Linked DNA regions of Mus musculus: region 1 is linked to region 2. The links are chromatin contacts, found by Hi-C in ENCODE. All regions are on one chromosome and are shown on one strand. Each heading gives the region's core, a stretch centred on a gene start or an enhancer-like site at or near the end of the contact. The rest is flanking DNA. Distances are from core to core; before and after follow the strand shown.

The links. A loop is a pair of places that touch in the nucleus more often than their neighbours do.
Region 1: a loop to region 2 is called in a map of heart, with 6 times the contacts of the local background. The contact joins the promoter of A930035F09Rik here to the enhancer-like site in region 2. A Hi-C loop is called at or near these places in 7 of 37 maps with a recorded cell type or tissue (gastrocnemius, heart and left cerebral cortex).

Annotation. Positions count from the first base shown.
Region 1 is chr8:128,356,101-128,362,621 of GRCm38, forward strand. A930035F09Rik (a long non-coding RNA gene) reads right to left here and starts at 2,137. Exons shown (of 3, transcript XR_879381.3): 1 at 1,281-2,137. Nrp1 (neuropilin 1) reads left to right here and starts at 2,973. Exons shown (of 17, transcript NM_008737.2): 1 at 2,973-3,532. The coding sequence starts at 3,460. It overlaps Mir1903 (microRNA 1903), which reads left to right and starts at 3,141; the gene lies at 3,141-3,220.
Region 2 is chr8:127,912,150-127,918,210 of GRCm38, forward strand. No RefSeq gene overlaps it. Among named protein-coding and RNA genes, the nearest start is that of Gm32590, 110 kb to the left of the region's middle. Within about 2 kb of position 1,987, at least 1 of the 3 ENCODE cell types and tissues checked has a DNase peak (open chromatin) inside an H3K27ac peak, as active enhancers do; it is heart, where a contact is called at or near this core.

The sequences.
Region 1 (6,521 bases), core at 887-3,386, 440 kb after region 2:
CCTTCTGGGAGCAATGACTCTCTTATTTCTAGCAAAGTGATGTGGCTTGGTGAAAGGAGCAAGGTTTTTCCACCCAGCTAGTTCATACTGGCTGTGCTCAAACAGGCCCCAACCTCAGCAGCCCCTGAGGTGGAACTGACCATGGACAGCCTCTATCCAGCACGGTTAGGGCAGCAGATAGATAAATCACCCGAAGGTAGAAGCAGACCCTGTCTCCTAGGCAGATCTGTGATATCAAGAAGAGGGATATGTGCACGAGACCAAAATAAAATCAAACTAGGAATACTGCCAAATTCTTCCTCTGTCTCACACTTGCTCTCCTATAAAGCCACTCTGTTTCCCTGGGTGGAGAAGTACAGGTATCTAAAATGGCCTGTCTCTCTTGATGGGATCCTATGGCACAGGAAAAGGTTGTTAACCAGAACGGTTAGCAGTATACCTACGCACTAGCTGGCAATTATTTATTAGAGTGGCTTGGCTCCATTTCTCAGACCCACTGTGGAAAAGAAAAAGTGTCTAGGAAAGCCTCAGTTCTGGAAAATGAGAAACAATAGCTTTAAGTATGTTTCCCCTAAAGTACACACAGGGCATGCCTTACAACCGAGAAAAGCTATCAAGAGAACTTAGGGGCTGAGCCAGAAAACTAGGAGTCTTTCACTGGTTCCCCAAGCTTCTTGTTTCTGGGTATGGGGAACTGTCCCTTCCAGGGCGCACCAGTTGATCACTCAAGTGTCCTAAGTGTGCCCCTTATCTCACCCGACCCAGGGCAGATTGGTTAAATACAGGCTTCAGCTTCGCCTGGGCTAGCCAGGCAAAGGGGTTCCTCTTCGGAAAGAGACAAGGATCTGGATCTCCACAATTTTGGCCTGGTTTCCCTCTTATGTCGACTCGCCAAGTCCGGCGAGGCGCCTGTCCGTTGGACTCCAGGACTAGGGTGGCGCGGGGTCACCCTGAATCTAAGGCTTGCCCAACATAGTTGGAATTGGCAAGGATGCGCCCGATGCCTGGCGCAGGGAGGCGGGGACACGCGCTCCGTGTGGCACATCGCCAGGGCTGCCGCCCCCCCCCCCCCCCCCCCCCCGCCGCCGCCACTCTCGTTCCCCTAGCTTTACCCTGGGCGCGGCTATCGCCTAGACCTTGCCTGCAGAGGGCCAACGGCCTCACGACTGCCCCTTCCGCTCGACTCAGGCGTTTGACTCCCGGCCTTCTGGCACGCCCAACCAACCCACCCGGAGTTCCAAAGGGTCGGAGAACCAAAGAGGAAGCTAGGGGCGACTAACCGGGGGCGCTCCGGGGCTGGCTCTCTGCACGCAGGGTTGGCGCTGCGGTGGGGCAGGGAGGGAGAGGCTGCGTTGGAGGCGGGGCTGGTAACCAGGGCCGGAAAGAAGGCTGGACTCTGGAGCCAGTGGGTCCTGCGCGGGAGCCCAGGAGGGAGATCCGCACAACGGACAAGCCTCAATTCAGCGCCCAGCCCAGACATCCAACGCAGAGTCCTGGCCTAGGGCACCAGTGTCCTGAGCGATCTTTCTCCCTGAATGACCCTAGTTTTTCAGCCAAAACCTTTGACCAGAGTCTCCTTGCCAGCATTCCCAAATCTTTGCAACCCCTTGTACCAGGTAGGAGTCAGTCTCTGTGGTGGCAGTATGTCTATAAATGCCACTTCCCAGAAGGCGTATGACCTTTTCACCTTACCCACCAGCTCCTTCGGAGGTCATTGAGCCCGGTATATGTACTTGATCAGAAGCCTCAACCAGTTTATGTCCCTGGGTGTCCTTGCTATTCATAAACCAAAGCCACCTGCTGCAGTTCTCGGAAAGCCCTCGAGGATGGAACCGGACTACATGGGGGAGGGGAGGCACTGGGCAGACACCAGGGACGCACCTCGTAAGTGGGTGGCGTATGAGGCTGGAGGATCAGTAGACACAATTGCCTGTAATCTAAACCTGGCACTAGGAGACCCTTGCAAAGATCATCCTGTCACCCTCACAAGGGGTCGTTGCCAGTCTTATCCTTCCCTCGGTGTGCACAGAAATGGGTCCCTCGACCCCTGATTCAGATTCTTGGAGTTCTACGTGGCTGGTCTGCGACTGTTGGCGGCTGCCCCCTAGCTGAAAGGCGCGCCACCATCCATCCTCCGAGCTCATGTAACCCCAAAGAAGAGGGGACCAAATCTCGGGGAACAATGCAGCCTGAAGCGTCAGGGGTGGGGATGGGGGTATCAGGTACCCATCCTCGCCTTTATGCACGGCGAGGAGACCTTGTTCCGCTGCAGCCAGGGTCCGTGCTCTAAGAAAGTCTGCCTATGCTTTACGTGGCAGACTGGGTCACAGTTCTCTAAGATCAACAGCGTGTCTCGCAGAACAACCAAGGCGTTCTTCTTTTAGTCTAAGTCCTACTCGGAGCGTCCTGGAGCGCCCGACTGCTTCCTGCCCCAAACCTCAGGCTGACACCCAGGAAGTGAAAGCGGGGACTGACAGCGCGATCCACGCCTCCGGGGGCGCCGGTACCTAGGGATTAGGAGTTCCGTGAAGTAGCAGCTAACCCCGGTCTCTCGGAACTCCTTGACTCCAGGATCCTCGCCTACACGAGCAGCCTAGTTCAGTTCTGGGGTGCAGAGATCTCGTCAAGGTAGACTAGCCTGCCACTGGGGCTGGTACCACTTGTACTGCCCCTTCTGACACACATACGTGACCTTGCGCTCTGGGCGCAGACAACCTGCTCCCTAGTGACCTTCTTCCCGCGGAGAGCACAGCAGGGTACCCGGAGGTGGGGTGGAGGGGGGAGCCCAGAGGACCAACCGGGAAAGCACGCGGAGAGAAACTTGTGTCTCTGAATCTCCAGCCAGGCAATCACTGGCAGAGCTGTGCGGGGAGGGGGCGGGAGGAAGGGAGGGAAGGGCTCTGGGAGGGAGGGGGAGGTCGGAGAGAGAGGCGGGTGCCAGTGGAGAAAGTCCTTGCTCTCCCGCTCATCTTTTCATTGCTCTCTCTCCTTCCCGCAGACAACCCGGACCTCCTCTGGGCGCCAGCTCCTCGGCTCCAACCCGTCCAGAATCAAGCGGGATTTTTTTTTTCTTTCCCTCTAGAAATTGGCTTTGGTGTGTCGCCCGCCCTCTCCCCTCCTCCTCGCAACTCCTCCCCTCTTTTTTTTCCTCCTTCTTCTTCTTCCTGAGACATGGCCCGGGCAGTGGCTCCTGGAAGAGGAACAAGTGTGGGAAAAGGGAGAGGAAATCGGAGCTAAATGACAGGATGCAGGCGACTTGAGACACAAAAAGAAAAGCGCTTCTCGCGAATTCAGGCATTGCCTCGCCGCTAGCCTTCCCCGCCAAGACCCGCTGAGGATTTTCTGGTTCTTAGGCGGACTTAAGAGCGTTTCGGATTGTTAAGATTATCGTTTGCTGGTTTTTCGTCCGCGCAATCGTGTTCTCCTGCGGCTGCCTGGGGACTGGCTTGGCGAAGGAGGATGGAGAGGGGGCTGCCGTTGCTGTGCGCCACGCTCGCCCTTGCCCTCGCCCTGGCGGGCGCTTTCCGCAGCGGTAAGTGACAGCCGGAGACGGGAGCAACCAGAGTGCCCGGGGCTGCCGAGTCCCCTCGGGCGAAGGGGTTCCAGCCCCAGCCACGGGACTTCCAGCCCCAGCCACGGGACGCGCGCACGGCTGCCGGGCGCAGGAAACTTGCCTGCGCAAGGAACGGAGAAGTCAGGGCGTCTGGGGCAGGAGGACCACAAACCCTCGGCCCCCTGCTCCAGTTGGTTGCTGGCTTCTCCTGCCTCTGTTTCGAGACAGAGCTGCCTACCTTCCCAGATCAGCACACCAATTATCTTAATAATGTTTCCTCCCAGAGGCAATTAAATGAGACTCCCTTTCAAAAATCTGATGGCTGCTGAGAGTTAATGAACACTTCACCGGGAGGACTTCCTGGTTCTCCTCAAAACACCCCTGCTCGGTTTCCTCTGGTGGGCGACACAGAGAGATAGCGGTCAGTCTTGGCGCTGGAACTCTCCGCTGCCTTTGTAAACCGTCTGTGATCAGTCTGAAGTATGAATGAAAGTCGCACTGTCAATAAAGGCTTTGGATCTATTCAGTGTGAGGTACCAGCGTGTCTGAGAATTCGTAACCCTGTTGCAGCTTCCAGTTGGCTTTTAAAACCACTCACTGTTAAGTAAATGAAAGGCAGTCCTGGGTATAAACAGTGCCTTGGAACATAAAGAGTGTGTTTAAAATGGGATCTGGTACAAATGTGTTCCACGTCCCCTGGAAAGGTGCTGAAGGCTAGGCAAGGGCTGATCGGAACAGTAGATCTTCATCATTATTATTAACTAATAGCTAAATGTTTACTTTGTCTGGCTCAGATTTCAATCAAAGTAATTAGGAGAAAAGTGCATCTACCACTTATTGTAGTATATTGTTTTAATAAGAGCTGAGCGGAGGGCTCTACCAGGAAGAATTTAAATCACTCCTTTATGATAGAAGTTAATCTCCTTAATGTGCTTTCCCCAGGTTTTGTGATTTCAACTATAGATCTCCCCCAACAGGTACCAAGCAGTGTTCTCAAAAGATATGCAAAATTTTTGTGAACACGGCTGGAATTCAATTTATTAATGAATTCGAGTTGGCGGCATCTTCCTATATACTCTGGAAGGGAAGCCAAACACTCAAAAAATCATGAATGTGGAGTTCAATTTGTTAATGAACCTGAGTTGGTGGAGTGCTTCTATACTCTGGCAGGGAATGAAATATCTTTTTCCTCTAACAGAAAGAACTCAAATGTTTAGAACTCAAACGGTTATCCTTCATAATGCGTAAGGATGGAGTGGAGGCCCTCAACTTTCCTAATGCTGCAACCCTTTTAGTACAGTTCATGCTGTGGTGACCCCCAACCATAAAATTATTTTTGTTGCTACTTCATAGCTGTAGTTTTGCTACTGTTATAAATCGTAATGTAAATATTTTTGGAGAAAGAGGCTTGCCAAAGGGGTTGAAACCCACAGATAGAGAACAACACTGGGTTAGAGCCATGTTGGGGTACCCAAAAGATGGTCATAATAACCAATGTGAAGAGCATTAAGACTTGTGTGGTACTGAACAACACACACACACACACACACACACACACACACACTTTTTAATTTTCTTAGCAGAAATGTGGGGGATGCTGAGAATCTGGACTCCACTCAACTGAAACCTTATTGCTATGCTTGAGGTGGCCAGGGCTGGCACATGACTCAGTAACTCTCTAGTCCTCTTAAAACCATATCCACCTCCTCCCAGTAAGTGTCTACTAAATTAATTCATTAACCTTATTTAGGACTAATGGTCCACAGTCATTAGGAATCGCTCTCTCCTAATCAAGTGTTAGAGAGACTGAACAGAGTGTGGGAGTCCAGCAGTCCACATTATCTTATTACACTGTCACTTTCTCAGAAGTCACAGATTAAAGTGCTCTGGTATGGTACCAACCCCACCTCACTGTCTTCTGAAGTGACTATCTGTCGACTGTTTTATTTCTCTCTCCTAACAGATGCCATGGTGGCTACACAGAGCTGGAGTGACTTAATGAGCTGGGGGGTGGGGCTGAGGGGGTCACTCTCCAAGATTTCTGCACAAAACAAAATAATGCCAGAGCCTCTGCAGAATCACACCACTGAGCTGGCTAACGTCATTAGCTGAGATTCTGAGCGTTGGTTGCAACATTAGTTCTTCTTGAAGACCTAAAGCTTTTAAAAACCAATGGGAAGCGAATCTGTAGGACCAACCCACTCCAATCTAAGAAACAGCCAGAAACATCTAGCAATTGGAGAAAACAACATAATTTATATTGTCTTCTTTTTAATTTATGGGAAATGACTTCTGTAATGCATGTAGCTTTATGCATTTTTGATGTGCACTTCATCTTTCATTTCCATTTGACCTGGTTTTCCTGTAATAAAATTCCTTAGATTTATAAATTCATGCTGAGAGCAAAGAATGCCATTCTCTTTCCACAGGGAATCTATTAGATGTAATATTAAAATCTATATATACCATTACTGGATGTTTGTGATTGATAGGCTTATACATTTCAATATTTCATACCTGTACTTCCTACATAGTTTATGCACCAAATTTTTATTGCCTAAAATTAAGCATCAATAAATGGGGTGGCATTTGCAGGCTGTGGCTCTCCTGTGCGAAACCCATAATAGAGAGTGACAGTAGCGATCTATGCTGAATTGTAAACCAGCCCAGAGTCTGGTTTATTTAGCTATTAGAGAGTCACTCCAGCATTTGAGGTTTTGTAGTGGTGGTGGTTTGTTTTTCAGTAAAGGTTGAAAACTGGAGAGCTTTTCTTTCCTGGGATGTGAAGACATAGCTCACCATCTGTGATACCCAGACCTCAGTGGCCGAGGCTTCCCCTAACATTTAGTAATTAGAATTAATGCTGTGTGGCTATTTATTTTTCTTTCTGCCCCATTGCTTTGATCTGGTCTCCAAGGCTGAACAACTTGGATAAGTAAAGCCGAGTTCTTTCTGCATCACCAGCTGC
Region 2 (6,061 bases), core at 737-3,236:
ATTTTCCAAGTTTCAGATGACAGGGAAAAGTTAATGTCTAGCCAAGTCCAGTAGCCATCCTTTACTTCCCAGAAAAACAGACGGGGATGATGCTGTTGCACAGCACTTCTCCTTTGACTCCAGGGATACAGAAACAATCGATTGTCAATGTCTTCCCCATGGATACAGAGGTAATAGTTTGGCAACGTCTAACACATTATGACTAGCCCAAGTACACCTGACAACTGTTACTGGGCTGGGGATTGTGATGAGATGAGAAAAAACTGCACTTTTCACGTGTTGACTTTCATGGACCACATCATTATCTTTAAATAGAAGGCGATGCTTGAGCACAATGGCTGGGTCTCTTCTCCCATGCCATTGCTGATGCTCTCTTCAGAACTCTGTCTTCAGCTCTCTGGAATGTGCTGCTTTCAGATACTAAGGGCCAACGTTTCAATTGGCCTCTTTCCCCGTCCTCCTGTTATTTACAGGTGCTGTTTCTGAATGCAGAAATTCCAATTTACTAGTGTAATTACCCAATTTATATGCACAAAGGTGGGCTGCCACTCACAAAAATTAATGCTGCCCTAAATAGCAAGTAAGACCAGCTCAGATGTGACTCTCCTTAACATATCAGACCTGTGTGGGAACTCCACACACTGAATTACTTTAGCTAGTTCACTTATTACATTTGGCATAGTGCCTCCATGGGGGCATCCTAACTGAGTGCCAATGGGGAATCTAGGCTTGAAATTGCCAGGTTGTGGGCGACTTCTGTGAATTCTTCACAAAGGTAATATAATGGTAGATGTTGTATGAAATGATTGGTTGGTGGATCCCTGGGTCAGATGACAGTCAAGGAGGCTTTGCCGTCAAAGCAATAAACATACCTTTGTGTCTGAAAAGGGAAGGCGTTTCATGGGGAGGGTTCATAAATGCAGAGATGGATTCTGAGCAAGTTCAATGTTCATTCTAAAATGACTGTAAGAGTCTCATGTTGTCCAAAAAAACCAATCCTAGTGGCTCCTGAGTGATGCAAGAAGGTGATTTAAGAATTCTTACCTGGAAAGAGATGTGGAGCTTGGTAAGAATGTGGCCTTTGGAAAGGGACCATATCTCACCCACTTCAGTATTCTCAATGTACTGTTAGAGAGTTCTCACCATAGAACATAGACACTCAATAGAACATTTGCTGGAGAACTGACTAACACCCTAGGACTCAACAGAATCATAGGGGCAAGCAGCCCCAAGATTGCTGCTCAGGGATTTTAATGTTGAACAATCATGGCTAAATGAGGTGGCATAGGATTAAAAAACAAGTCCAAAGCTGGTACAGTGGGAAATATCTGTTACCTCTGCACTTGGAAGACAGAGGCAGGAGAGTTGAGAGTTTGAGGCCAGCCTGGACTATATAGCAAGACACTTTCTCCAAAAGTCAACAAATAAAAATGGCTAATAAAATTAAATGATGTTTTAAAATAATATGGTTCTCTTCCTCCACTTGAAACAAGGTCTTTCTCTTTAGCCGAGGCTAGCCTCAAACTCCTCATGTTGCTAAAGATGGTCTTGAGCTTCTGGTCTGTAGAATGCTGAGATGACAGGCATGTGCCACTACATTCTGTAATGGCAGTGTTGGCCGTACAACCTGGAACTTCACACAGGTTGGGCAAGCACTCTGCTAAGACACATCCAAAGACTAAAAAATAACATGTTTAAAGGAATTTTTTTCCTCTGATAGGTTTCTCCTTTTCTTTTCTGCTTGATACGTTTTATTCTATCTGGGATGCAGCTGTGTCCTGGTTCCCTCTCCTATGCTAACTATAAGTGGAAGTGCAGGCCCAGGTCTCTAAAGTGGGAGCCCTGGCTCTTTTAAACCAGGGTAAGTACCAATGTGTTAAAGGAGGAAAACCATGACACCACACAACCACAGGAGCTGACACATGTAAAGTCACACCCCTGGGTCCCACTAATGAAGACCAATCCTTTCAATTGGTGTTGTTTCTCCATTGGGTCTATACTCTATGGTGTTCTGATGACAGCTGACCTGGCTGCCTGTACAATAACAGCTGAGCTGGTGGTATACTCCTGAAGTTATGCAACGTTCATTTCTGCCCCAAGCTCACAAGCTTGCAACTGTTTGAAGCTGCTGGATACTACAGTATGTTTCTATCTTTGTGTCTGGCAAGATTTTCTAAGCTCTTAAAATTACTTGCCATTTAGGTAGGCAGGAATCCAGGGAGCGAGGCTTGAAATAAACATGACTACTGGCTTCGTGCTTCCAGTAGCCTGCTGAGGAAATGACCCCTTTTCTTCCTGCTCTTCTCCTTTTGCCTTTGCTTCACTGCCTGTGGTCTTAGCCCTTGTCATTTATTCAGCAATCTGTATAAATTTAACATCAAATGATTAATGACTTCCTTGCCATATTCCAGGAGAAAACTGAGATAAGATTTCTCTGATATCAATAGCATATTTAAAAGTCTAATTTAGGGTGATATGAGTAGCTTTGTGTTCCTTTTGATTTTGTCTTTCCACATCACCTTAAGAGAACTTTTAGCTACTTTCTTCTCTAAGAAGGAGATGGTGGTGATGGGCGAGTAGGAACAGCAAGATGTCCAAAGTGCCCTTCTTTGCCCTGGCCAGACAAGGATATCAACATAACTGACCATGCCAGCAGTGAGATCCCGAGGGCCTGGTCATCATCACTTCTCACACTGGAGGAATTTTATCTGTCCTGCTTCCTGATAGAGAAAGTGAATCCTAAACCCAGTGTTTTTTAAGGTTATGAAAAGACATACTTTAGTTCCCACAAGTAATTCTCTCCTGATACAACAAAACCTACATATTAATAAAGTAAAACCTGGTGTGCAAATATTTTCATAAGCAAGATAACAAGAATGATCACATGCTTTTTACCAAAGCTCCCACCACAGTGGACTGTGCTGAGTGGCTGTGAACACGGTGCTCACAGCACCAGAGAAAGCTGATGGTAAGCACTGGCTCAAGAGTTACATGAGCTGAGAAGCAGTATCTGAGAGGCATTCCCAGCCGGTGTGTGCTGGTACCATCTGATCCCAGTAAGAGTCTCTGTTATAAAAAAAATCAAAGACTATGGTGGGGAGATAGCACAGGCAGGAAAGCACTTGCCTTGTCAATGTGCAGACCTGAATTCCACACCCAGAATTTATATTTTTTAAAAAGGAAAAAATTTAAACATGGTTGCATGCGAGTAACCCCAGAGCTTAAGGGATGGGGAGGTAATGGGTCCCTAGGCTCGTCATTTAGCCAGCTTAGCCTACTGACTGTGCACTAGGACAGTGAGAGACCCTGTCTCAATAAACAAGATAAAGAACTGAGGAATGACACCCGTTGTCAGCCTCTGGGTTGTCCCACAGCACCTGTGCATACTTTAGTGCATATGAATGTGCACTAACACACACACACACACACACACACACACACACACACACACACACACACAATGTCAACTAGCAAATGCTGATGGGCTTATACTGCTGGTAGGAATGTAAATTGGTACAGTCACTGTGAAATCATTATGGAGATTCCTCTAAGACTAAAAATAAAACTCCCATATGATCTAGCTATAGCACTCCAGAAAAGAATCTAAGTCACGCTGCACATTCCTGTTTATTGCTGGCACTACTCAGAAGAGCCAAGATGTGAAACCAGAGTAGATATCCATCAACAGACAACAAAAGAGAATGTGGCATGTAAAGAATACAGAGACCCTGTCATCTGCAATGAAATACATGGAACTGGTCTAGGATCAGAATAAACACTGTGGCAGGAGAGAGACAGAGTGGGAGAGGGAGAGGGAGGGAGAGACGTGGGGGAGGCACAGCAGGATTAATGTATGAGAGAAGCTAGCTGGCAGAGGGAAACTGGAAACCCCATATGACCTGGGCTACAATGTAATAAACAGAACCTGGGACAAAGAATGCAGGAGATATGGTTGCTGTGTAAAACCTTTAAAGATCAGTAGCACTGAGCTTTGGAATGGCTGTCTTGTCAGCTCACTAGTCTCCCTCTACCTAGGGGGGTGCTTTTTAAAAAAATTATAAACAAATTTTCTTCATTTCTATTGCTAGCCATGTGTTCCAGGTACATTTTATTATTAGGAAAATACTGCAACCAGGGCATTTCACTAGGGACACCTTAGATTCTGCAGCTATTCCAGCAGGACACACAGAACAAGTATTATGTATTCTCTCCCTATGTGGAAGGGGAAAGGAGAGAGGGAAGGAAGGAAGGAAGGAAGGAAGGAAGGAAGGAAGGAAGGAAGGAAGGACGGAAGGAAGGAAGGAAGAAACATAGATGAATGACAGGTAAAATAGTGATTGACTAGAAATGATTGTGTTTTGAGAGAAGTATAGACAGTGTGATTAGATTTGATCAGAGTCTTGTAATTGTATGAAACAACTACAGTAAATTCAGCTGATATATGTTAATAAAAAAAAAACTAAAGCTGGGCTGGGGGCGTAACTTGGTTGAATGTTTGTCTAGCATGCATGAAGCTTGGAGTTCAACCCCAGTAGGGCATGAACTGGGTGTGGCATTTGTGCCCTCAGCATTCAAGAGGTAGATATATAAGAGGACCAGGAGTTCAAGTCCCCTCTTGTTTATGGACACAAGAGCTCTTGCAAAGAGGCTGTGTCTGTAAAGGTTGATTGACTGACTCAAACTTCAGTAATGTGGAGAAGTTGGAATTTTGCTAGTCTAGATTCAAATGACCTTGAAGCATTTTTAACCCCTTGATAGACGTTTATTGCTCCTTTGTACACACAAACCTTTCTATGGTGACTATTAGGTAAATGAACAGACCTTTAGTTTCTACCCACCAAAGGGCTAAGAGTGCTGCTAGTTAGCATCTTAGAGTAGAGTGTCCCTTGCATTGCTATAACTCTCCTAAGTGACATACTCATTGATCGATTTGAAAAGTTTGCCTTATGACTTTCTTTTTTTTCTGCAAATATAAAAGCTCATGAAATTGCTGCCTCATTAGAACATCATAGTTGAGATAAACTAAGTCTTTGCTCCCAGGCCATGGTCACTCATATTTGGCTCTAGAACAAACCATGTCTTGTGTTTCTTTTCCGTGAGAGTTCTCTTTCATTAGTACCTACACAGTAAATTGTATGGCAGCTGGAGACTACAAAAAGCACTGTCATTGACAACAACAACAACAAACTTAAAAATAAAAAAGGTAAGAGCAAGATGTAGCCTCTCAGTACGAGCACTCTTTTGCTTTCTGATTGTGGAATAGTATGAAACATATCTGGTCTTTGTCCCTGGTTCCTGTTAGAATTCTTAGATCCCTTCAGGCTTGGCAGTGGTACACATACCTTTTGTCAAAGATAATGAGCCCTTTGCACAGCACCTCAGCTTATGCTAATGAATGTCTTCAGCAGTTCCAGGTGGGTAGGTGGGTCAGGTCACCAGAAAGGTCATATCATTAGTTGGAATTTTCAGCCCCCTCTGGGAAGAGTCCAGGTAGTGCTGGAAATGGAGTTGCATGTGAACACTTGAGTTTTTGAAGTGCTGAATGCCTGGAAGAGCTGGGGACTGACTGGCCAGAGAAGGCACAGAGTCCCCATCCCTATGACATATATTACCTTCCTTTTCATCCAGTGTTTTAGCTGTGTTTTTTATGGCCAACTCTAACAGACTCACAGATGATGTAGGTAACATTTCCCTGAGTTTTGTGAACAAGCTGGCCCAGCAAAGTACTGAGCCAATTCCCTGAGGCTGTGAAAGCCCCAGGGTTGTCTGAAGTAGAAATGGCCTTGTGGGACTGAGGATCATGAACTGAAGTTCCCAAAGGGAAACATTCTGCAAACCCAATTGACTGTGGAAAACTGAATGAAACAAGTTGGAAGCCAAAACCATCTTTGCCTATCTTTGGCCCTTTAGCCACCTACTGGTAGGACTATTATGCAAACCCTCTAGGACTATATGAACAGAGTCCTAGCTTCTACCAACGAAGAATGTCATCAGACAGCATCTGAGCACCATAGCAGAAATTTCCTGCTTTAACCCCCACACACCTGATATTTCCACCACT